Linked DNA regions of Homo sapiens: region 1 is linked to region 2. The links are chromatin loops, found by intact Hi-C in ENCODE. Cell type or tissue: IMR-90. All regions are shown on one strand. Each heading gives the region's core, and the rest is flanking DNA. Links, peaks and the distances in the headings are about the cores only. Region 1 overlaps NEK11 (NIMA related kinase 11). Region 2 holds the start of LOC105374106 (a long non-coding RNA gene).

The links. Peaks named below come from ENCODE experiments on the same cell type or tissue, not always from the same donor. Only the 100,000 strongest peaks of a DNase experiment are listed, where the experiment ranks them.
Region 1: it touches region 2 in a loop (3-fold over the local background); 2 of 110 quality-filtered maps call a loop at or near these places.

Annotation. Positions count from the first base shown.
Region 1 is chr3:131,031,773-131,042,492 of GRCh38, forward strand. All of the region lies in intron 3 of NEK11 (NIMA related kinase 11), which reads left to right. Among named protein-coding and RNA genes, the nearest start is that of NEK11, 10 kb to the left of the region's middle. RefSeq lists an enhancer at 10,703-10,720. In IMR-90, for the core only: a CTCF peak has its summit at 1,896 (motif pointing right); no DNase peak of the experiment used is centred there.
Region 2 is chr3:130,270,120-130,282,341 of GRCh38, forward strand. It overlaps LOC105374106 (a long non-coding RNA gene), which reads right to left and starts at 6,584. Exons shown (of 2, transcript XR_924479.3): 1 at 6,497-6,584; 2 at 5,314-5,856. It also overlaps the pseudogene COL6A4P2. In IMR-90, for the core only: a CTCF peak has its summit at 6,242; a DNase peak (open chromatin) is centred at 6,252.

The sequences.
Region 1 (10,720 bases), core at 549-3,048, 760 kb after region 2:
ATGTTTGTGGAATGAATCCAGTGGTGAGGATAACGGACAAAAATCATTTGGCACCAGAAGGTCTAGTCCACAATCTCTGGGAAAGGAATCATTCATCATCAGAATCTAAAACATATTGCATACTGGCCACATGTGGCTTTCAGATGTCTTTTGTTTGGCCTGGGTAGTGTTTCTTTTTAGTAAATTAATCAGTTTTTTTTTTTTTTTGAGGCGGAGTCTCACTCTGTCTCCCAGGCTGAAGTGCAGTGGCACGATCTTGGCTCACTGCAACCTCCACCTCCCAGGTTCAAGTGATTCTCCCACCTCAGCCTCCCAAGTAGCTGGGATTACAGGCATGCACCACCACACCTGGCTAATTTTTGTATTTTTAGTAGAGACAGGGTTTCACCATGTTGGCCAGGCTGGTCTTGAACTCCTGACCTCAGGTGATCCTCTTGCCTTGGCCTCCCAAAGTGCTGAGATTACAGGCGTGAGCCATCGCGCCTGGCCAGTAGTCAGTATTTTTAAATGAGCAGCTCATATAAATTGAGCATTTCATCTTTTCTAGAAAAAAAAGATTTGGGAACGTTTGCTAACATCAGTTCCTGTGTAGCCACAATGGACTGCTAAAGCTAGGCAGCAGCTACTCCCTTAGACAAATTCCATATTCTCCAGTTAGCCACATTCCTACCTCTCCTTACTGTCTCTGGCATACAGCTGCATCACACCTTTCCACTACGTGCCGACCTTTGTAGACAATTGCTTTTGGAATTATTTGCTAAAATCAGAAAAAAGTATGAATGTGACTACTCACAAAATTCTAGAATGCTGTAATAGAAACAGAGCAGTATGGTGTCATTGTTAAAATCCCAGCTTTGGATGTGAACAAAAAGTAAAGCCAGGCCTGTTCTTAATGTGAAGTCTACATTCTGTACATTCCTAATCTGAGCTTTGGTTTTCTTATCTTTAAAATGAGTATAATACCTCATAGGATTGTAATAAGAATACGATATCTGCCTATTTATATAAGATTTAGATGTCACATTGCCTTGCTCATAATTATTCCTCAAAAACAGCACAGATTCACCTTAATTATAAACAATCCAAGTTAAAAGAATAATTAAAGGAAGCCTAAGAAAACTTTAGCTAATTACCACCCAATGACTGCAATTGGAAACTTCTAATAAATGGAAGGTTTTTCTGGATTACTTTTAAATGAGAAAAATTTCCCAAATAAACCAATCTGAAACCAGGCATGTAATTTAAAAAACTTATTCAAGATGTGTCTTGAGATTGTAACAATTCTGTTGTCATCTTTTATATCTCTGTGGCTGTCCAAAATAAATTGGTTCTCAGAATGTGAACCTTTTAGCTAAGATATCAATTCATCAGTGATTGTTATGTTTAATGCATATATGAGGCAGGAAACTAAACTCTTTTTTTTTTGTGTTGATACTGAACCATTAGTTTGTGAGCAAAGCACATTATTAGCACTACTCATTGTCCAAGCAATTTGACTAGATAAGGTTTTAAATTATGCTTTACATACTAGACCACAAACATAAGGAATTGGTTAATGTTAGAGGTGGCTAGAAGATGAATACTTTATACAGACTTCTATAATGGTATGAATGCTATTCCTTCAACACATCAGAATAGATATGACTTCCCTTTTTGTTTTGCAGATACACCCTTAACTTTTTGAGCTCATAAGGAAGGTATCAGACTATCCCTTGGTATCAGTGTTAAAGGAATGACAATAAGTTTGTAGGACTTATGACTAGTTTCTATGAAATACAGATTCATTATATACATTTCTATATTTAATCAAAGAACTTGACAAAATGGAACAGCTGTATGTACATAGTACTTAACTTTTCCGTCAAAGTATTGCAATTTATCATTATGCCACTTGGGGGCATCACTTTACCATTGACATTTTGCATACAGGGTGACCTTTAATTACAATGTAAATACCATATTCCTTTACATTTTTATTCACTTTCTGAATTAGCTGTGAGATTAAAATAAAACCTACAGTACAGACATTACACTTGCTTGATGCATGTTTGGAGAGTTTTCTTCCTGGCATAAATATTGGGCATCCCTTTTTTCATTATCACAGTAGAATAAAATTAAACTGTTAAAATGTATGGTGAATGAGATAGAGGTTTTTCCTTTATTATGCATCATGAAATTCATAAAACAATATTTGAGAATATTTTCTTTCATAATTATAGACACTCTAGTCTAATTATGTTGTCATAGTCCTAAAAAGATTGTGCTAGTTCTTATTCATTTTATTTTATAGTATTGTTAAATTGTCAAAGTATCTTTTCAAAAAATCAAACCCAAAAGATTTGATCAGCCCAGAAATTACTTTGGCCCTTAACATTAGCATAGTGCATGTAATTTAATAGAAAAGAGATATTAAGGAAATAGGTTTACCCTAAAATACATGATTAAACTTGTAATTAATCATGGCCACAGCTACAGTGAATTTCAACATTCATCTTATCAGCATAGAATGTTGGTTATAATGATTTTTAAAAAATTTATCACATTTAAGATATAGTGATCTTACTATGCAGAGTTGATTTTATGCTGTTGTCTGTTTTAGTCTGTCAACTATGAAGTATTTAATACAATTTAAATTTTTTTTTTTTGAGTCGGAGTCTCGATTTGTCACCCAGGCTGGAGTGCAGTGGCGCGATCTTGGCTCACTGCAAGCTCCGCCTCCCGGCTTCACGCCATTCTCCTGCCTCAGCCTCCCGAGTAGCTGGGACTACAGGCGCCCGCCACCACACCCGGCTAATTTTTTGTATTTTTAGTAGAGATGGGGTTTCACCGTGGTCTCGATCTCCTGACCTTGTGATCCACTTGCCTGGGCCTCCCAAAGTGCTGGGATTACAGGCGTGAGCCACCGCGCCCGGCCACAATTTAAATATTAGACCTTTGCTTTGGACTCAGCACGAGAGAGGAAACTGAAGCAGTAGGAGATAAGGCCTAGCCTTCAGGTGCTTCCAGTCCGGAAGACTATATCAACACACATAAAACAACTAGTATACAGTACAAGACAATGCTTAAGTATCTGTGTGGCAGGTTGCACTCGGAGATGTTGGAGTGGCTACTCCCTTTCCAACTCAATATTATCTTACTTGTTTCTGTGTACTATCTAACTTATGTGTATTTTCCCCTTGGTCCTATCCAAGTGCGTATCCAAATATTTTACCCCTTAACTGTGATCGTACACCTTGGTCTTTGTCTAAATATGGGAAAAATGGTAACAAGGAAATGCTTTATCTCTACAGAAGGCATTTTTTCCCCCTCTATCTCATATGTCTGCCTGAGATAAGGATCAGGAGTTAAATAGTAAAAGGCCTACAAGTCCTTAAAGAAATGGCCCTCAAGTCCAGGCTCTTGCCTCCTCAGAGAGCTCTTGGGTCTACATTAGAGTAGATTTTTAAAAGTCCTAGCAAGCTGATTTTCTACCCAGTTATGGAAACAAAATGGAAGATAGGGGGCCAAGAGTTGATGCTAGAATGAGTCATACTGACAACAGAGGGGAGTGGTCTTAGACCATAAGAGTAAGGGAGGTAGAAAGTAAGAAAAAGATAATTAAAAAACCCCAAAAGCCAAAAAAGTCTGGGTCCATTGTTGTAAAGCTCTCCATACTCCAGTTTCTACTTATAGAAATCTCAGACGTCCAGCCCTGTTCCAAAGTACTGTATTGAGACAGACTCACTAACTGGCATGGAGTCAAAAGGGCTCAGGGGTTCAGCCACCACCCTGGGGTCCAGGCCTCAGCTTTTCATATTCATACACCCAGAGATGGTCAGTCTTGGAGAGGAGCTTATATTAACTAAATCAAGACAAGATAGATCTATAAACCATGATTCCACTTCTTAATCTGGTTCCTAGGATGAACAGTACCTCCTCCTTTGTGCACCCTCCCACCATTTTCTGGTAGAAGTTCTGGAGAAGCTGTATATCTAATGAGAAGTGAAAATATAACCAAAATAAGCAGGTGGAATAATTGGGCAATTACTCGCTTAAACCAGGTAAAAGGTCTCTTCTAAGAACTTGACAAAATGGAACAGCTGTATGTACATTCTAAGTGGCTATTGTTGTGGGAGCCCTAAGACCCAGTGTTTATCTACTAAATAGCTCTGGATGCACCCCCATACAAATATTCATAGGGTACCTCCTTTCCCAATATTGAAAGTAATGTGTATACACTTTATAAAAAGTTCAGATGTGCATAAAGAAGCAGTAAAATAATCTATAATCCTGCCATCCAACCTGTGGTCTTTTCTGTATGCACTGACAAATATTCAGTCTTTTAACGAAACATGGCATTGGTCCTAGTCATTGCCTCTGAGAGGAGATAGGAAGAGAAGGAGACTTCACTTTTCACTGAACCCTTTCTGTGCATTTGGAATTTTGTATCATGTGCAAGACTGAAACAAAACAAAACCTATAAAATAAAGTGAAAAAACCCACATATTCATTCAACAAATACTGGTCACCGTTTACTGGTCATCTGGAGCTTGAGTCTGGTACAGTGATTCTTAACCTTGGCCAAACAGTGGAATCACAATATTTAGAAAGTACAGATGCTTGAGTCATACTCCAGTGAATTCTGTTTGGTCTGGGGTATGGCCAAGGATTTTTGAGAACTTCCAGGTGATTCATATGTGTCACTAGACTTGAAATATCTCAACTGGAGATAAAAACTCTACTTACATAATCATAAATAATTTTAGCTGCAATAACTTGTGAAAGAAAAATCTTGGTTCTTGTGAGGTACAATAAACTCATCTTTGCTTGCAGGATGGAAGGTTGGGTGAGGCAAGGCTTCCCTGAGAACTGTGAGCTGAAATCTGAAGAATTATTAAGAAGTAGCCAGTGGTTTTCACAATTTGTTGAGCATCAGAGTTGTCTGGAGAGCTTATTAAAACAGATTGCTTGGCTCCCCCCTACCCCAGAGGTTTCTGATTTAGCAGGTCTGGTAGGAGGGGCCTGACAATTTGCATTTCTAACAGCTGTTACTACATCTTAGAGGACTGCATTTTGAGGATCCTTGTACTAGGCAAAGGGATGGGAGAAGAGTTGCATTCAGTGTGAATGGCACTAAAATGGAATAGAGTTCAGTGTATATACAATCTCACATGCTTTTTTAAAGCAGGAAAATATAAGCATTTTCCCATGTTAGTAAATACTCTTTAAAAGCATCATTTTTAACACCTGCATAATAGTCTATGGCTTTCTTGTCATTTAACGGCCACTTGTTGGATATCTAGATTCTAGTGCCTTCTTTGAAGTAGAAGACTATTGTGCCTTTTAGCGTCCTCAGCGATTTGATGTGATGACTGGTTCAGCATTTTCTTCCTGTCAGTAGCATAACTGAAAAACTAAGGAATGCAAGCTTCGGTCACTGAGAAATGACAGGCATTCTGTGTCATTCAATGGAAGCATTTTTTGTGAGTTACAGCTACATTTGCACTGTAGTAATTAGATAAAAAGAACTTCATCCATTTTTTTTTTTTTTGAGACGGAGTCTTGCTCTGTTGCCAGGCTGGAGTGCAGTGGTGTGATCTCAGCTCACTGCAGCCTCCATCTCCCAGTTTCAAGCAATTCTCCTACCTCAGCCTCCTGCATAGCTGGGATTACAGGCACCCACCACCACGCCCAGCTAATTTTTGTATATTTAGTAGAGACAAGGTTTCACCATCTTGGCCAGGCTAGTCTCAAACTCTTAACCTCGTGGTCCACCTGCCTTGGTCTCCCAAAGTGCTGGGATTACAGGCGTGAGCCACCATGCCCAGCAGGAATAATAATTCTTACTAAAATGTGTGGGTTTTTGTAATATTAAAAATACACTTTCAATAATTCAGATTGTGACTGTAATTTCTGCCATTTAATAGCTGATCACCTTTAGCAAAGCTAATATTTATATATTGTACCTACTAATACCTATTTATGGATATTTCTGTCTGATTTATTTAATCATTTTAACATATCTTTACTTTCAATTTTGAGTCATTTTAAACAAAACATCAATAGATTTAATGAGTCCAACTTTGAACTCAATCTATGTATTCTTATTAAAGCTACTATTTCTATATTATGTCTAGGAGTTCTCTCCAGTGGTTATCTGTGATGGGATAGTGGGTTTATTGAGTGGGACGAGTTAATTTAATAGGATTCAGTGGTTTACGCCGTGGAGAGTTATGAAAACAATTTGGAAGAAACTAATGATTTCTTTCTATTTTGCCTTGCCAGACCTCAAAACACAGTTTCTTTCAGTTTCTCACAGTTAAAAAAAAAATCTTCCTGCTTATCTTTTAAGAGAAAGTATAACATGAAAGCATATTAAAATATTAAAAATTTTAATACTAAAATTAATATTAAAAACAGTTCAGATTCTCGGAATCTTGTGCTTAGGTTCCTCTAGGTAAATATAGAAAGAGTACATTTGAACTTGGACTTCACTTTGGGCTTTGTCAGTTCTCTGCACACAATAAGGTCAAGCCTCTGAGCTTCTGGCCATCTTATATTTAAAGTTTGGGAGATGGAATGGATAAGGAGAGAAGAAAATGCAAGGGCACATAGTTACTTTGATTAGTTTCAATCATGGTAATGAAGTCAATATTCTGAGATAAATGACTTTCCTAAGGCCGCTTTGCTGCATGTGTTAGCATAAAAGAATCCGTGTGCTTTCTATCTGGTTTTTAATATTTACAGATCAGAAATGACTAATAAAATATTAGAATGAGTAGGCTGCAGGGAAACCCTCAGTTTCTTTTTGGCTTAGGCAGGGGGCCAAAAAAGCCTCCTTTTAAGACTGAATTGCCAAGAAACATTTAGGAAGAAGACAACAGTTAGGAAGAAGGCAACAATACTCAAAAATTCTTCTTAAAAATAATTCTTTTTTCTTACATTACTGTTGTTTGAAAGAAAACAAAAGTGATGTATTTAAAATATTACAGCCGTATTAGTGTCAGCAGTAAAAGTATATTCAAATTACAATAGTATACTTGTTAGATTTTCAGACTTATTTAAATTTATCATTCCACTCTGTTCTTTCAATGTGTTGTTCTGGTGGATTTGTGAGTAGGGAAGCTAATGGTTTGGCTAACACTGAATGACATCCCATGAAATATGGAATAGCATTCTTCATTTAAATGTATGAGATAGGGGAATATCTAAGCTATTCTAGTAAATAATAGTAATAATAAATGTAATTGGATATGCTGATCCCTTTACATTGTCATTGTTGACTTCCTAAAATTTTTAAAGTGCAAGATTTTTGTGTTAAGCCTATTAAGTTATTGTATCTCATTTATTCAATAAATAAAGTATTTTAGGATGAGTGCAAAAAATGCAAGAGCAAAATTTGATGGGTGTAGTCTACCTTGTAGGTTTTTTTTCCTTCCCCTAAAAGGGCTTTTTTCATCGAGATGTTTTATAATAAAAAGTGAGCTGATTTTTAATAGAGTCCAGAGGAACCTCAATAACCAAATCCAGAATTCTTAATGGTTGATGAATATTAGAATATTCAGTCAGCTAACTTTAATTTCCTGACCCCAAAACAAGCACAACACCCTCAAGTATAATCTGTAACTAGCCCTTCTTGCTGTTGTTTCTACACAAGCAGCCTTTTGGGGAGAATATTTCCTCCAACAACTTTTGGTGCATCCGGCAGCCCAGCTCTCTTCCTGGCAGACAGCAGGCAGTTCCCTTTTACCATTGCTTACTTTAACTGGATCAGTTGAGGGAGGCATCTGTTTTACTCAGTCCTTTCCTTCTAAACCGATCTGGTTCCTTTTTGACGCATGAATGTCTCTCAAGAGTAATATAGGCAATTTTGGCCAGCACCCAACTTTATACCTATTTTGAACTGAAAATTTTAGTTGTGATATCATCCACCCTTAAGTAACTTGAAATGAGATATGTATATGACTTAAATTTAAAAGAAATGAGAAGGGGGAAAATTCTCAAGTTAAAATTAGTTTCTGGATCAATTTATTACTCTTCAACTGATTTTCCTGGGGAAAAAAGCTTAGTTGCCATAACATCCATGTTTAAATAGTGCACTTTGAGTGATGTGCATGACTTACAAGTCAACATGAGAGACAAGCAACCCTTATGTTAGTAATAGTTTCTTGGTCAGTTATTCCTAAGCTTGGTTTTTGGAAAGAGTAATTTGTAAATTTAATTAAGAGTAATTTGTACATCTATGTGGGAAATAAACATTGTTGGCACCAGAGTTCTAAAAGTAGTTTACTTCCACTAATTGTGCATTGTATAAATAATGTTATGTAGTATCAAAAATAAGCAGTTAATATTGTGTGACCTTTATTGCTTTAAAATACTGTGAAATTGAATTTCCATTCCGTAGTTTAACGAGAACACTTTTTATTTCTCAGATACTCTTATAAGCCCTAGTCCCTGCTACTCACGAATGAATAATTATGAACCTTTGACATGCTATAGAACATACTTATTAGTACAGTAGTGCTGTATTTATTTGGGTAGTTATATGAAAAAAAAAACACCCAAAGTTTTAGTTATTAAGAAAGCAAACACTAAGCCTGATGAAATGTGTGGGGGTGATGGATATGCTCATTATCATGATTGTAGAGATGGTGTCATGTTTCATGGGTATATACATATATCAAAATTTGGCAAATTATACACTTAAAATATGTGCAGTGTATTATGTCAATTGTACCTTAACAATTGTGTTTAGAAAAAGCAAAAACCCTGTACCATGATATATGAAAACCCTTAAGATTGTTAAACTGGCTGAATTTGCAGTTACTAATGATAATCATTATGAAACTTGATACTTTCAGCTGAGTGCTGCTTTTTAATCTTGGGTTCATACCAGCCAATTTTATTGTTTTTAGCTCAGAGAAAAATCATAGGCTTTGTTTTTGGTACCTTTATTGGGCAAGTGAAGAAGGAAGATCAAAATGTAGTTGATAATATTGTCCTACATACTAGGTTTCCAACTTTCTAAGAGTGGAAAATTTGGAACATTGAATTTCTGATTAGAATGTGTTTGGGTGTCAATTTTCTCAGTCTCTCCCACATGCAGCAGTCACTTAGCATTTTAATTAAAGTTTGGTTGATGTTTCCACTTCCCTATTAGTTTGAATTTTGAGAAACCCTTTAAAACCTAATCACTTAGCTATGGCTGCTTTCCTTCAGGGGAGATTCAAGGAAGATTTGTGGCCCCACAGCCCTTCATTTCCTCTCTTCTTTCTTTGCTTATGTCTTTCATCTCATAAGCCTCATACAAATGCATACACTGTGAGTTTGGGGATAATATCGGCCAATCCACTTTTTGCAATATTGGATTTGCTATTTGGTGATCAGCTGCTTTTAATTTATATTGCTATTTCAAAGACATTTTGGTGCAAAGATTATTGAGCTCTAATGAGTAGTTTCTATTATTTTTAGAATTGCTTTAGTAATCAAAATTACAGGAAGGATTAATGACAGATGTGAGTTGCAAGGCAGTTTAACATTACTTAAAAAATGAAACATTTGGGTGTTCCATATGAATTGGACCTGACACATATCTGAAATTGCATTTTAAGTAAGCTTTAAAGCAGTTGACTATTGAACTTGCAGGGAGTAAGTACATATTCAAAAGGTTTTGAAAACTGACAACAGTAGATAATTTCCCACAGATAAAGCTTATTTTGGCATTATTTTGCTAGCTCACATAACCATAAAAACTCTGTGTGTGTGTGTGTATGTGTATACATACGTAAATATATACTCACGTATATATATGTGTGTGTGTATGTGTGTGTTTAAGGTGTGTATATGTGTATGCATTTTTTAATTGGACAGTTTTTTAGTTCAACACTAGTTTCAGCAGCAAAAGTTGTGTTCAGCTGGTAATAATATCCCGTTCTGATGGATGAAGAGGCAAGGGCTCAATATTTCATAACTATACTTGGACATGAACTCAGTATTGAGTACTTGGAAGTACTCAGTGGAGACTTCTACTTTATAAAAATTCAAAAGGCGATTCCAGGGCAAGATGGCCGAATAAGAACAGCTCTGGTCTGCAGCTCCCAGCGAGATCAATGCAGAAGGTGGGTGATTTCTGCATTTCCAACTGAGGTACCTGGTTCATCTCATTGGGACTGGTTAGATGTGGGTACAGCCCACGGAGGGCGAGCAGAAGGAGGGTGGGGCGTCACCTCACCCCGGAAGTGCAAGGGGTTGGGGAGCTCCCTCCCCTAGCGAAGGGAAGCTGTGAGGGACTGTGCCATGAGGAACAGTGCATTCCAGCTCAGCCACTATACCTTTCCCACAGTCTTCACAGACCAGGAGATTCCATCAGGGGCCTACACCACAAGCGCCCTGGGTTTCAAGCACAAAACTGGGCAACCGTTTGGGCAGACACCCAGCTAGCTGCAGGTTTTTGTTTTTTGTTTTTTTTTTCCCTGTATCCCAGTGGTGCCTGGAATGCCAGCGAGACAGAACTGTTCACTCCCCTGGAAAGGGGGCTGAAGCCAGGGAGCCAAGAGGTCTTGCTCAGCGGATCCCATTCCCATGGAACCCAGCAAGCTAAGATCCACTGGCTTGAAATTCTCACAGCCAGCATGGCAGTCTGAGGTCGACCTGGGATGCTGTTGCTTGGTGGGGGGAGGGGTGTTCACCATTACTGAGGCTTGAGTAGGTGGTTTTCCCTTCACAGTATAAACAAAGCTGC
Region 2 (12,222 bases), core at 4,853-7,352:
TATACCACGTTTTTAATCAAATTAATTCGTTGATAAGCATTTAGGTTGATTCCATGACTTTGCTATTGTGAATAGTGCTCCTATGAGCATACGGGTGTAGGTGTCGTTTTGATATAATAATTTCTTCTCCTTTGGGCAGATACTCAGAAGTGGAGATGCTGGATTGAAGAGCAGTTCTATTTTTAGTTCTCTGAGAACTCTTCATACTGTTTTCCATAGTGATTGTACTAATTTACATTCCCACCAGTAGCGTTCCCTTTCTCCACGTTCTCACCAACATCTGTTGTTTTTTGACTTTTTAGTAATAGTCATTCTGACTACTCTAAATGCTATCTCGTTGTGGTTTTCATTTGCATTTCTCTGATGATTATTGATGTTGAATATTTTTTCACATTTGTTGGCTGCTTGGATGTCTTCTTTCAAAAAATGCCTGATTGCCCAATATTATTCTAGTTGACCTCTTCTCCCTTGCCTCCTGCTGTCTAACTGGTCTGCTTTCTTCCAATTTGTCCTCCTTCCAGTTCCATTCTAAACAGCTGATTGACATTTCTAAAACACAAATATGGTTGTGTCCCTTCTCCTCTTCTATGGTTCCTCATTGTTTATAAGATAATGTTCAGGTGCCTGTGGAAGGCACATGGGCCTTTACAATTAGACCCCTGCTTTGGTCCTCTGGGGCTTTACTGGCTGCCACTTCCCTGCATATGCCTTTCGTGGCCTTTATGCCCCGCAGTTTATTCCAGATCTCTGTACCATTGCTTACCCTCACCTGACTGTCTATATTTCCTCCACAGTGTCCACGTGGGCTATATCTACTCATCTTTTACTACTCAGCTCAAGTTTCACCTCTCCTTAGAGTTTTTTTCTATGCCCCCAGGTAGTTTTAAATTTTCACAGCCTCCTTGGTGCTCCTGAATCTTAAGACAAATTCTGCCATAGTGCCTGCTACCTTTCATTGCGCCTACCTGTAAAGAATTAAATGAGTTATCTCTCTTCGCAGGTGCCAGGCTGATCTTGGTACATTTTCAAGTTCAGTGTTATATCCAAAGCACACAGACCAATTTTTTGGTTTTCCCCTCCAAGTAGGGCTATAAGACATATATGCCAGGGAATAGAATAAGCTGGAGCAAAATTATAATTTCATTGTAGCTGCTCTTTATACCTGCCAACTCTTTTCTTTTTCTTCACCTTTACCTTTCTTTACTCCTGGATTCCAAGAACTACTGTGAGTAAAATTGTTACTGCCACCGCATAGTTCTTCCAAGAAGGCAAAGGTTAATATTCATGGTAAAAAATAAAGCCAAATATAAGACTGGGGGCTAGCGATAATTGCTTGGGTAAAAATTTGTTGGCCCTCAATGCCTTAACATACTGGTAAAAGAAAAATTAAGACTAGTGGTATTCTGAGTGTTAAGCTACAATGATAATTTAGAGATAATTAGCATAAAGCATGAAGGACTCTTTCACCTATAGCCGTAATGACCAATGTAATAACTGCTAGCCACATTGGCTATTTACATTTAAATGTAAATAATTCAAAATTAAATAACATTAAAATTTCAGTTCCTTGATTGCACTAGCCACATTTCAAATGCTCAACAGCCACATGGGAGTGGTGGCTACTGTATTGGACAGCACAGATTTTCCGTTATTTTAAACATTTCATCGTTATAGAAAGTGCTACTCTAGAAGTCTAATTTAGGAAGAGCAGTCCCTGTTTGATTGTCTCTCAGACCCAAAGCAAGGGTGGAGGTTCTAAAGATGACAGAGTGTCCCTAGGAAAAGTGATGGATATATTTGAATGAATTCTTGGTTTGTCAGTTCAGAATCAGTTGTAACGGCAGAGGTTGGTGCCGGCTGATAACTAACCCGAGTCTATTTGTTGGCTCTAGAGAGTACAGCAAAGAGTTCACCATTGGAGTGTTTTTCTGTTGACAACAACAGGTTTTTGAATAAGTATTTCTCTTACTTCTCCTGGGCCTGTACTGCTTGTTATCTTATATCCTCCAGAGTAGGGGTCATGCAGTGAGCAAATTCAAATATGACTACTCAAAGCATAGGACTATTTCCATGATCAATTTCTTACCGTACTAAGAGCATATCTCATCCCTGTGGGTACAGTACATCTGGTCACCTCTCCTAGAAAACTAGTCTGTGCCGATTATACTATTGGGAGGTTAGCAGATAGTTTCACAGAAACAAAGCATGAATTTTAAGGCTTGTGTTTTTGAAGATAGTATCCTCTTTATTTAAGGGTACATGGAAGGCCTAGGAGGAACTGTGGGGAGGATGGCAGCATTCTGTGCTTCAGGGCCAACCTGGATCAGAAATACTTCTGTGTGATACAAAGGATACCCAAGGAAATCTGTTCTCCCTAGAAGTTGAGGTGGGGAGGGTTATATACCTGGGAAAATCATTGCCTCATGTAAAATTCAGGGAGTCTCAGATCTTGCTTTGTTGTAATGTGTTGATTTCCAATGCTGTTTTTAATTGTTCAGGAACATCATGTTTTTCCTTTAATAGATGTCTTAATTTCTCAGGCAAGAGCCAGGGTACTATAAATAATAAATAAGCTAGATTTCCTTAGGTCATTAGAAGACTGGAGACAAGGGATTGGGATGGTTTGCAAAAGGAGGGAAAGCAGTATAATACACAAGTGAGGAGTGCTCAGTATCAGAAAGATTTATTAATATTCATTCACTTATTCCCTCATGTGTACATTATCTGTGGCATGTCTTCCAGGTACTGTGCAAAGTCATAGCTATAACTATGTTGCACATTTCACATATGTTATATGACACTTTATAACATACTTGTGATATAGAAGTTTTTTAAAAATATTGCTTTTATAGCTGAGGAAATTGAGGCTCTGAGGGGTTAAATTACTTGCTTAAGGTCACAGAACTAGTTGGTGGTGAGGCTGAGATTCATTCCCAGGTCTGTGACTCCAAACCATTGCTCTTTTTCTGTCATGCTCATGCAGGAAATTCAGCTCTGTATTTATTTTGTTGCAGGTCCTTGTTCCATGGATCCAATGGAAGGCGAGTGTCAGGATCACACCCTGAAGTGGCATTACAACAAGGAGGAACGGGTTTGCCAGCAGTTCTGGTGTGGCAGCTGTGGCGGCAATGCCAACCGGTTTGAAACCAAGGAAGAATGTGAGGCTTGGTGTGTCCCAATACAGTAACAGTACAAGCAGAGCCCTGTTACTGTTAAAGGCAGAGCTTTTAATGCTGATGAAATGGAGATTACCAGGGCTGAGGCAGGACCTCACAGCTCAGAAGTGACAGCCCATTCCAACACCTTGGACATCAGATTCCTAAACGTCTGAATGTTTTCACGCCAACAAGGACTTGGGCCAGATGATTTGTGACTTGAGGACTGAATTCTAATAGTTAAAAAAGTAACTGAAAGATATTTAAATGAATTAGAACGGAATGAAAAATAAACTTGAACTTATAATATTATTTTAAAATTTGGGGGTGCTATGTAGCAAAATAAAAATCAGTGTAAGCAGTGAGAAAAACCTAATTCAGAAATGAATCGAAACTTGGTTTGTTTTTTTCACCACCAGAGAATAGGGAAATATTAGTCAAAGAGAGGGCATGGAAGAAGGGACATCTAATGTGAACGAACTTCATACTTACTACTTAATGTAGATAAATAAAGGCATTCTTTATTAAATCATTTGGCATGAGACTGTGTGTGATCCTTGCTCACTGCAATCTGTGCTATACTTTGTGACATTGTGGTTGATGAAGAGACAGCCGTGATTTTTCCATGAGACCAACCCTTTGGCACCCATTATAGTGGCCTCTGTCCTTCAAAACATGGTGACTCAACAATTAAGGCTGACATTATTAATGAAAAGTGAAATGAAAGCTTTACGTTCACCATGGATGAAACATTTTGCAGCAAAGATATTAAGGAAAATCGTGTTTTTTGTGAGATTTTCCTCTGCCTCATGGCTTGATTCTCTGGGCCTCTAACCATGGGCCTGGCTTCCAGACAGAATTGGGAACTGTGTGGAGGAGATCTGTGGGGGCACTGAGGATGCACGGCTTGGGGTCTTTGTAAGATCATGCATTAGTCAGCTGGGGCTGACATAGCAAAATACCACGGGCTTAAACCACAGAAATTTATTTCTGACAGTTCTGGAGGCTAGAAGTTCAAGATCGCAGCACAGAGGGCACTCTTCCTGGCTTGCAAATGACTACCTTCCCGTTGGGTCCTCACATGCCTTTCCTCAGTGCATGCTCATAAAGACAGCAAGAGAGAAAAGACCCAAGCTCTCTGGTGCCTTTTTTTTTTTTTTTTTTTATTTTCATTTGAGACGGGCCTCACTATACCAATATTGCCTTGGCTAGCCTCAATGTCTTAGGCTTAAATGATCTTCCTGCCTCAGTCTCCTGAGTAGCTAGGACTATAGGCATGAGCCACTGCACCTGCCTCTGGTGTCTCTTCTTATAAGCACACCACTCTTATTGGACTAGGGACCATTCGTATGACCTCATTTAACTTTAATTACCTCCTAAGGCCCTAAATACAACTATAGCCACATTAGGCGACCATATGAATTCTGGGGAAACACAAACATTCAGTCCATAACTGATCACAAGCAGCTGGTTTTCCCCCAGGGACACAGGATGGAGTTGCTCTCTGGTAAGTTCCTGGTTCTGTAAGTGTGACTGCTATAATCTGTGTGTTTCTCCACACAGTCTGGTGACATAGCAGGTGGGATGGAATCAGCTTTATACAAAATGTTCAAAGAAGCACATTTTAAATTCTATTTTTATAACAATCATTTTAATATGATCACAAAAGGATGACTGTGTTCATGGTAGCAAATCTATAAGACACAGAAATGCACATGGAAAAAATAAAGATCACCTATAATCTTTTCTCCCAAAGGTAACCGTTTTGATATAATCCAGGCTTTTTCTAATGAATGAATATACTATCTTCTTTTTCTTCCTTAACACAGTACAAGCAACTGATTTTTTGACGGGAATTAAATGGCAGATGCTCCATCCTGCCACAGAGCTGCTCATCATATGAATGGGTATATGCATTTCTCTGTTTTAGGCATAACTTCAGCTGCCTGAGCATAAAATGGCCAAAGTGATCTATCCTGAGGATGGTATTTGATTTGAACTGTGATTTATTTTCTATTTCTTATTCCCATTCTTCCCTTCCTATGTCCAGGAGTTGGGAACACCAAGGCAAAGTTTCAATAATAAGAAGATCATTGGGAAGAAACATTCAAGTGTGTTGATTGTCCCCACTTGTTAACTTAAGAAAAAACATAATTTATAAATTTAGAAGAGAAGAGGCTTTAATTCTTATAAAAGGTTACAGCCTGCAAGGTGGTTGTCCCACAGGCTGGGAAGCCTGCCTCTAGCCAAGACCAGAGACAGGCGTTTGGAAGGAGGAGGGGTTGGGGTAGGAGTTTTATGCTGAAAAGGTTGGCTAAACATACATGTTCAACAAGTTACAGGAGGAGCTGAGTATTCAAGAAAGTGGTCCTGACACAGGCATGTTAGATAAACATACATGTAACTTATGACCGATGTTCATTTTGAAATGAATAGATGAAATGTATTATACCTAGCCCCTATGTCAAAAGATCTTTTCAGGACATGAAGGTACACAGGTGTGCAGTCTCTGTAAACCAGCAAGAACCAGTCCATGGCTGGTGGTCTTCTCATCAGGAGAAAGTTACTGAATTCAGCCTCTTGTCCAGTCAAAGCTGTTTCTGGTCGGTGGAACAGGGGTTCAGTGAATCAGCATCTGTGAGCTGGATGAGTTGTAATTGTTTTAATACTGTTTATCTGGAGGCCAGTGCTTGTTTAGCTGCTGGAGAAAAAGAGAAACCTTGTGGCAGTTAGAACATAGTTGATTCTTTAAGTGCAGGAGTGTGTGACTTAACCCTTTGCCTGGTATGGTCTTAGGTCCTGTTTATAATTTGGTATCTTATTGCCATGAAAAGTCTCCTCTGTCAGTCTTATGATCCCTATTTTAACATTAATGCTGGTCAGTTGTGTCTAAACTCTAAAAGGAGGAGGTATAACCAGGCATGTCTGACTTTCCATCCCGTCATGGCTGGGAATACAGTTTTAAGGTATTTCTGGGGTTCCCTTTGCCAAGAGAGAGTCCATTCAGCCCGTAGGAGCTTAGGATTTTAAAGTTTACACATCCTTGGAACATTCATGAGATCCAACTGCAGTTCTCCCTGTGTTTACTAGGTGGCGGTATAACCCTTTCACGGAGGTCCTCTGACTCTCAACATAAACCTTACACTCCATAAATTCCGAGGTAGCAACAATATAGCCAAGGGCAGAAACAACTGTCTATTGTTTCAATATTCATACCCACTCTTACTGTATACACAGTTTATAAAGCACTTTCCCATGTTATGTCATGTATTTGCCCAGCCCCACCACTAAATCTGGGATGTTGGCATTGTTCATCCCCTTTTTGGGATAAACTATCTTACAGAAGTGATGTGGCTTGGCTCAGACCCGTAACAGAAACTGGCCTTGAACTCCTTTTTATCCCGAGACCAGGGCTCCTTGAGCTATACTGCATTTGTTCCAAACCGTTAGCTGCCACCAAAGAATTCTGAAAGTCAGAGCCACAGGGGTGGGAGGATGGGCTTGATTTCTGCCTCAGATTCCCTGCTCTTCCATCTGCTGCCCCCACCCCCACCCCCACCCCACCCCACCCTACCCCACCCCACCCCTGTGGTTCTGGCCTGGGTGGAAGTAGGAGTGGACTGAAAGAGAAGTTGAACTGCAGTGCAGGTCAGTTGTGATGGCAGCCTCGGCCAACCCCACAGGGATCTCTGGACCTAAGTGGGCTTGTGTGAGTTACCCCAGTGTGGGCTAACTTGGCTGGGTCTGTATCCCCTGCCTCCATCACCCAGAAGGGCATACCTGTGGACGTGGCAGCTCTGAAACTGTGGCAGGCTCTAAAGTCGACCAGCTGAAGCCTTTCTGCTCACAGCACTCCTAGCAGGTGGGGCAACAAGTTCTTCCTTGAAGCAGGAACTGCAGAGCACAAACCACACTCATCATAGTTCCTTTACCTGGAATGTCTTTTTGCATTGTTTTCAAATTTCCCTAGCTTCCAAAATCCAACAGGACACAACGAAAATCATTTGTGCAAGTTCTCAGAGATCTAGCCTTTGCATTCATCTCTAGCCTCACCTATGGTGGCGGTTGTTCTGACCCTCCAACTTTTCATTTGAGCAATACCATTTCCTGGAAACGCCATATTCCATTCACCTATGCTGTTGCCCTTGGTGATACTTTTGTGGGAAATGCCTTTATTTAATTTATTTACAAATATTTAATAGGCATCTATTATGTACCATATCCATTATCTGTGCCAAAACCCAGCTCAGCTCTCATTGCCTCTCAGGAAAACATCTCCCATTGCCCCCTTTCAAGAAAGAATTAATCAGTAGCTCCTATAGGCTGCCTTGTATACCCTTATCTTTTTGCCCTTTTCCCTCCATTTTACACCATTTGCCAATTAGTCTCCTTATTAGGCCATGAGCCTCTTCATCTTGGAATCCCCTCCCCAGGACAGGGCCTGACACTTCTCCCTTTAGTTCTGATATTTAAACTCCCTGCCAGTTTTCAGACTGTTAGAAATGCCCCACAGCCACCCCAACAGTTGGTTGCCTTCTATATCTCTTGCTCTAGAACAACTTTTTGCTTAGTAATTCTGCATTTATTTTTGTTCTGCATTTGTTTCAGACACCAGGGCATCTGCCTCCATCAGTCAATTGTAAAAAGGTTCATGTGTTTTTAAATTCCTCCTTGGATCTGTTATTTCATTAATTATAACCTTGCACTGCTTTGGGGATATTAATTTATCTGATGAAAGAATTGAGACCCAGAAAGTTCAAGTGGCATCAAATCTTACACCATGATTCAATTGGTAGCCTAAAATTAGAATTAAAATGTGTTTTGAACTGATTTGGCATCTGCTTGGTTCGCTCTGCAAAGTTTAAGGGTTTTAATCATTACGTGAATTGACTGCTTTGCACTTTTAAACATGTAGTGGATTTCACTGATCCTAGAAAAGTGGAGGGTTTGCGATTGGTAGGCTCAGAACTTGGTTCCCAGCCATGTATCAAAATGTATAAATGCATACAGGGATTTTCCCCAAGCTCTCCTGAGTGGAGATCATGCTGACTGTGTACTATTTATGGTTCTTCCTTTAATTTCTGACCTCTTGTGATCTCATGGTGGATTCTTCGTTTAACTTTTGAATAATCTCAAAGGTATATTTGTAATACAGCTGGAGAGTCAATGTTGGGATTACGGTGTTATGGGAAATACCAAGACTGGGGCATGTGAATTCAGCATCTGGTTCCCTCCGCAGCTTTCCTGGTGACTTCATAGAAGATACTCTATTTTTCTGGGCTTTGGTCTTTTCTGTCTGAGGAGACTGGAGAGGAGAGAAACATTACTTGCCCCTTTATCGTCTCTCTAAGTTCTGCAAACAAAAGCATTCCTTCTTTAGCTAATCTCTTAGGAAGCTAAAAGATGCAAGCCCAGCAGAGGACAGGAGAACCACCCAGCTGAACCCAACCCAAACTTATGACCCACAGAATACTGAGCTAAATAAATGGCTGTTGTTTTAAAACACTAAGTTTTGGGGTAATTATTAATTTCAAAAAGTTGTGACTGGGCTTGCTCATGTGTCTAGTCAGCTACCAGTCTGTTGGTCAGTTGGCTGGCCTAGGATCAATTCCTAATGATAAAAAAAAATAAAAATTGTATATATGTATTCATGTAATAATATAGCCTCAAAATACTTAAAACACCAATGAAATTAGATTAGAAAAAGCATTTAGAAGCAGAATAATTGGAAAGGAAGACATAATATAGTTTCTATTCATACACAATATGAATACATATCTAGAAAAGTAAAACATTCTAAGAGAACAGCAATGTTACAGAAAGAGTCTTCTCCATCAGCCTAGAGCCTGCGGTGATCATTCAACAGCTGACCATGATGGACACAAAATATGATTGAGAAAGAAACCTTTGTTTTTGTAATCCACCAAAATTAGGGGGTTGTTACTGAAGCATTTCCAGGCCTGTCCCCAGAGATACAGGTATAGAGAAATGGGAACTCTCAAACATGGCTTTTGGAAGCAAATATTATAAAATGTTTTGGCGTTTTCTAGTAAAATTAAAAATTTAAATACTATGAACCAGCAATTTTACTTGTAAGCATATTCCCTGAAAACTCATTTGCTTGATGACCAAGATAAAACCACATTCATGAATAATGTTCACAGCAGCATTTTTAAAAAAAAAACCCAAGTTGTAAACAACCCACGTGTTCATTAAGAGTGAAATATGTAGGCTGGGTGTGGTGGCTCATGCCTGTAATCCCAGCACTTTGGGAGGCCAAGGTGGGCAGATCACTTGTGGTCAGGAGTTTGGACCAGCCTTGACAATATGGTGAAACCCCATCTCTACTAAAAATACAAAACTTAGCCGGGCATGTTGGCGGGTGCCTGTAATCCCTGCTACTTGGGAGGCTGAGGCAAGAGAATCACTTGAACCTGGGAGGTGGAGGTTGCAGTGTGCTGAGATTGTGCACTGCATTCTAGCCTGGGTGACAGAGTGAGACCTTGTCTCAAAAAATGGAAAAAAAAAAAAAGAGTGAAATGTGTGAATATGCTGTAGTACATTAAAATAAGGTGTACAACAATGAAAATGAATGAATGAAATTGAATTAAGATTAAGCCACATTGACTAAATCTTAAAAGCATATATTTGAGAAAGACACAGAAGTATGCATACAGTAGGATTTCATTTATCTAAGCTCCAAAATAAGGCAAAATTAAAATTATATTGTTATCCTTTATGTGGTAAAACTAGAAAAAAAAATCCAAATATGTGGTCACAGTTGAAGTGAGGACAGAAACATGGTAGACGCCGTGATGTGTTGCCTACATCCCGCTTCAGGAATGAAGAATTTGTTCTTCAGCTGCTGTGAGTGCTGCTGGAAGGTGACTCTCAGAGGTCAGCCCTCATTGAGGATTTCCTCAGAGGAAGAGAAATTTACCTTCCATGGGCAGATGCATCCAGTGACTGGTCAACACTGAGTTATAAAATCCCAGCCCAACAACTTGGGATAACTCTGCAGGCCATCCCACAGCTGCTTATGGGGTTGACTGAGGCCTTCCACTGGACTGTACCACAGCCCAACTTCTCTCGCTGCCTAATTTTGCTCTTTTCTTCATTCCACAGGTGTTGATTTTAAAGACACTCCCATATAAATGTCCTACATGCTCGTCTCTGTTTCAGAGACTGTTTTCTGGGGACTCCAGTCTGTAATCCTCTTGTGGAGGGAGGTGGCTAGGACCAGGAAGGAAAACACGAATGATAAGAATGTTCTATTCTTCTGTCGAAGTTGTATTTTCACAGGAGTTCACTTTGTATGTATTAATCAACGTGTATATTTATATTTTATGCTGTTGATTTATGTTTCATGCATCATAGTAATCCAGAAATTCCTCAGAAACACAAATCCAGGACAAGTGAGCTGATGTCACCCTCGTATTACCCCTGATTCAGGAAAATAAAACATATTCTTTTAAGATATGTGTCAGCCTGAGTGAATCTCCTTTTTTTGGAAGGGGCAGGGGGCTCTTCATTATGCATCTATGAGTGGACACATTTTAAAAGCATATTTTTTCATTATTCAGAATGTAGCAATTTTGTCAGAATTCCTTCTGTCAGGAAAAGAAAATTCCAGACTGGTTCCTGGTCTTGCCTTCTTAATCATTTTCCTCAGGGAAAACTGAAAAGTGCTCTCAGAATGTTGGTCTCATTTTAATCCCGTGGTCCTTTGGACATAATTTTGTTTTGATTCAAAACTGTACAGGGGCTTAAAGAGAAACTTATAAGTGTAGATGTAAGAAGTGATATATAGCTATTCTGTCAATATATATTTACTAAGCACCTACTATGTGCTAAGAACTCTTCTAGTAGCTCAGGAAATGGCAGTGAAGAGTAACAGTAATAAAAAAAAACAAACCCTGCCCTCATGGAGTTTACATATTAAGAGCACAGCTGGGGATCTTAGAGATAGTACCACAGTAAATAAGTAAATTATCCAGTGTGTTATAAGGTGAAAGCACTATGAAATAAAAATGAAAGTTTAGCAAGGTAAGGGTACCTGGAGTGCCAGCGGGGAGGTTTGGGCAAGTATTAAGAAGATGGCCAGGGCTTGCCAATGAGGGGCTGACACTTGAGCAAAGATTTGAAGGAGGCAAAGGAAAAGCTTGTCCTTGAAAGGCTATGTAGATATCAGGGACAAGGTCATTCCAAGCAGAGGCAACAGCTAACACAAAGAAAGGCTGTGGCCAGGCATGGTGGCTCACGCCTGTAAACCCAGCACTTTAGGAGGTCGAGGTGGGCAGATCACGAGGTCAGGAGTTCGAGACCAGCCTGGCCAACATGGTGAAACCCTGTCTCTACTAAAAGTACAAAAGTTAGCTGGCCATAGTGGTGGGCACCTGTAATCCCAGCTACCCAGGAGGCTGAGACAGGAGAATTGCTTGAACCTGGGAGGCAGATGTTGCAGTGAGCCAAGAATGTATCATTGCACTCCAGCCTGGGCAACAAGAGTGAGAGTCCATCTCAAAAAAAAAAAAAAAAAAAAAAAAGAAAAAGAAAAAAGCTGCAAGGTGGAAATGTACCTGGTTTGTTTGAGGAACAGCAATGATGATGCCAGTATGCATGAAGCGGTATGAAAAAGTGAGTCAAAGAAATGAAGTTAAAGAGGAATTGAGGAGGAGAATCATATTGCATATGGCCTTATAAAGGATTATGTTTAAGTTATCTATTGCTATGTAACAAATTATTCCAAACTTTATGGCTTAACTCAATGAAAACACTTTGTTCACTAATCTGTGATTTGGGCACAGCTCAGTGGGAAAGTATATCTCTACTTTCCTCAGCATCCGTGAGTATAGCTTGAAGGCTGGGGCTGGTATCATCCCTAAGGCTTCCTCACATGTCTGGTGGTTGATGTTGGTTGGGACTTCAGCTGGGGCTGTGGCCAGACCACCTATATGTAAACTTTCCATGTGGTCTGGGTTTCCTCACAATATGGTAGTTGAATTCCATGAGCCTCTAGAGAGAGACAGAGCCAGCTTTTGAAGTCATGCCCCGTCACTTCCATCCC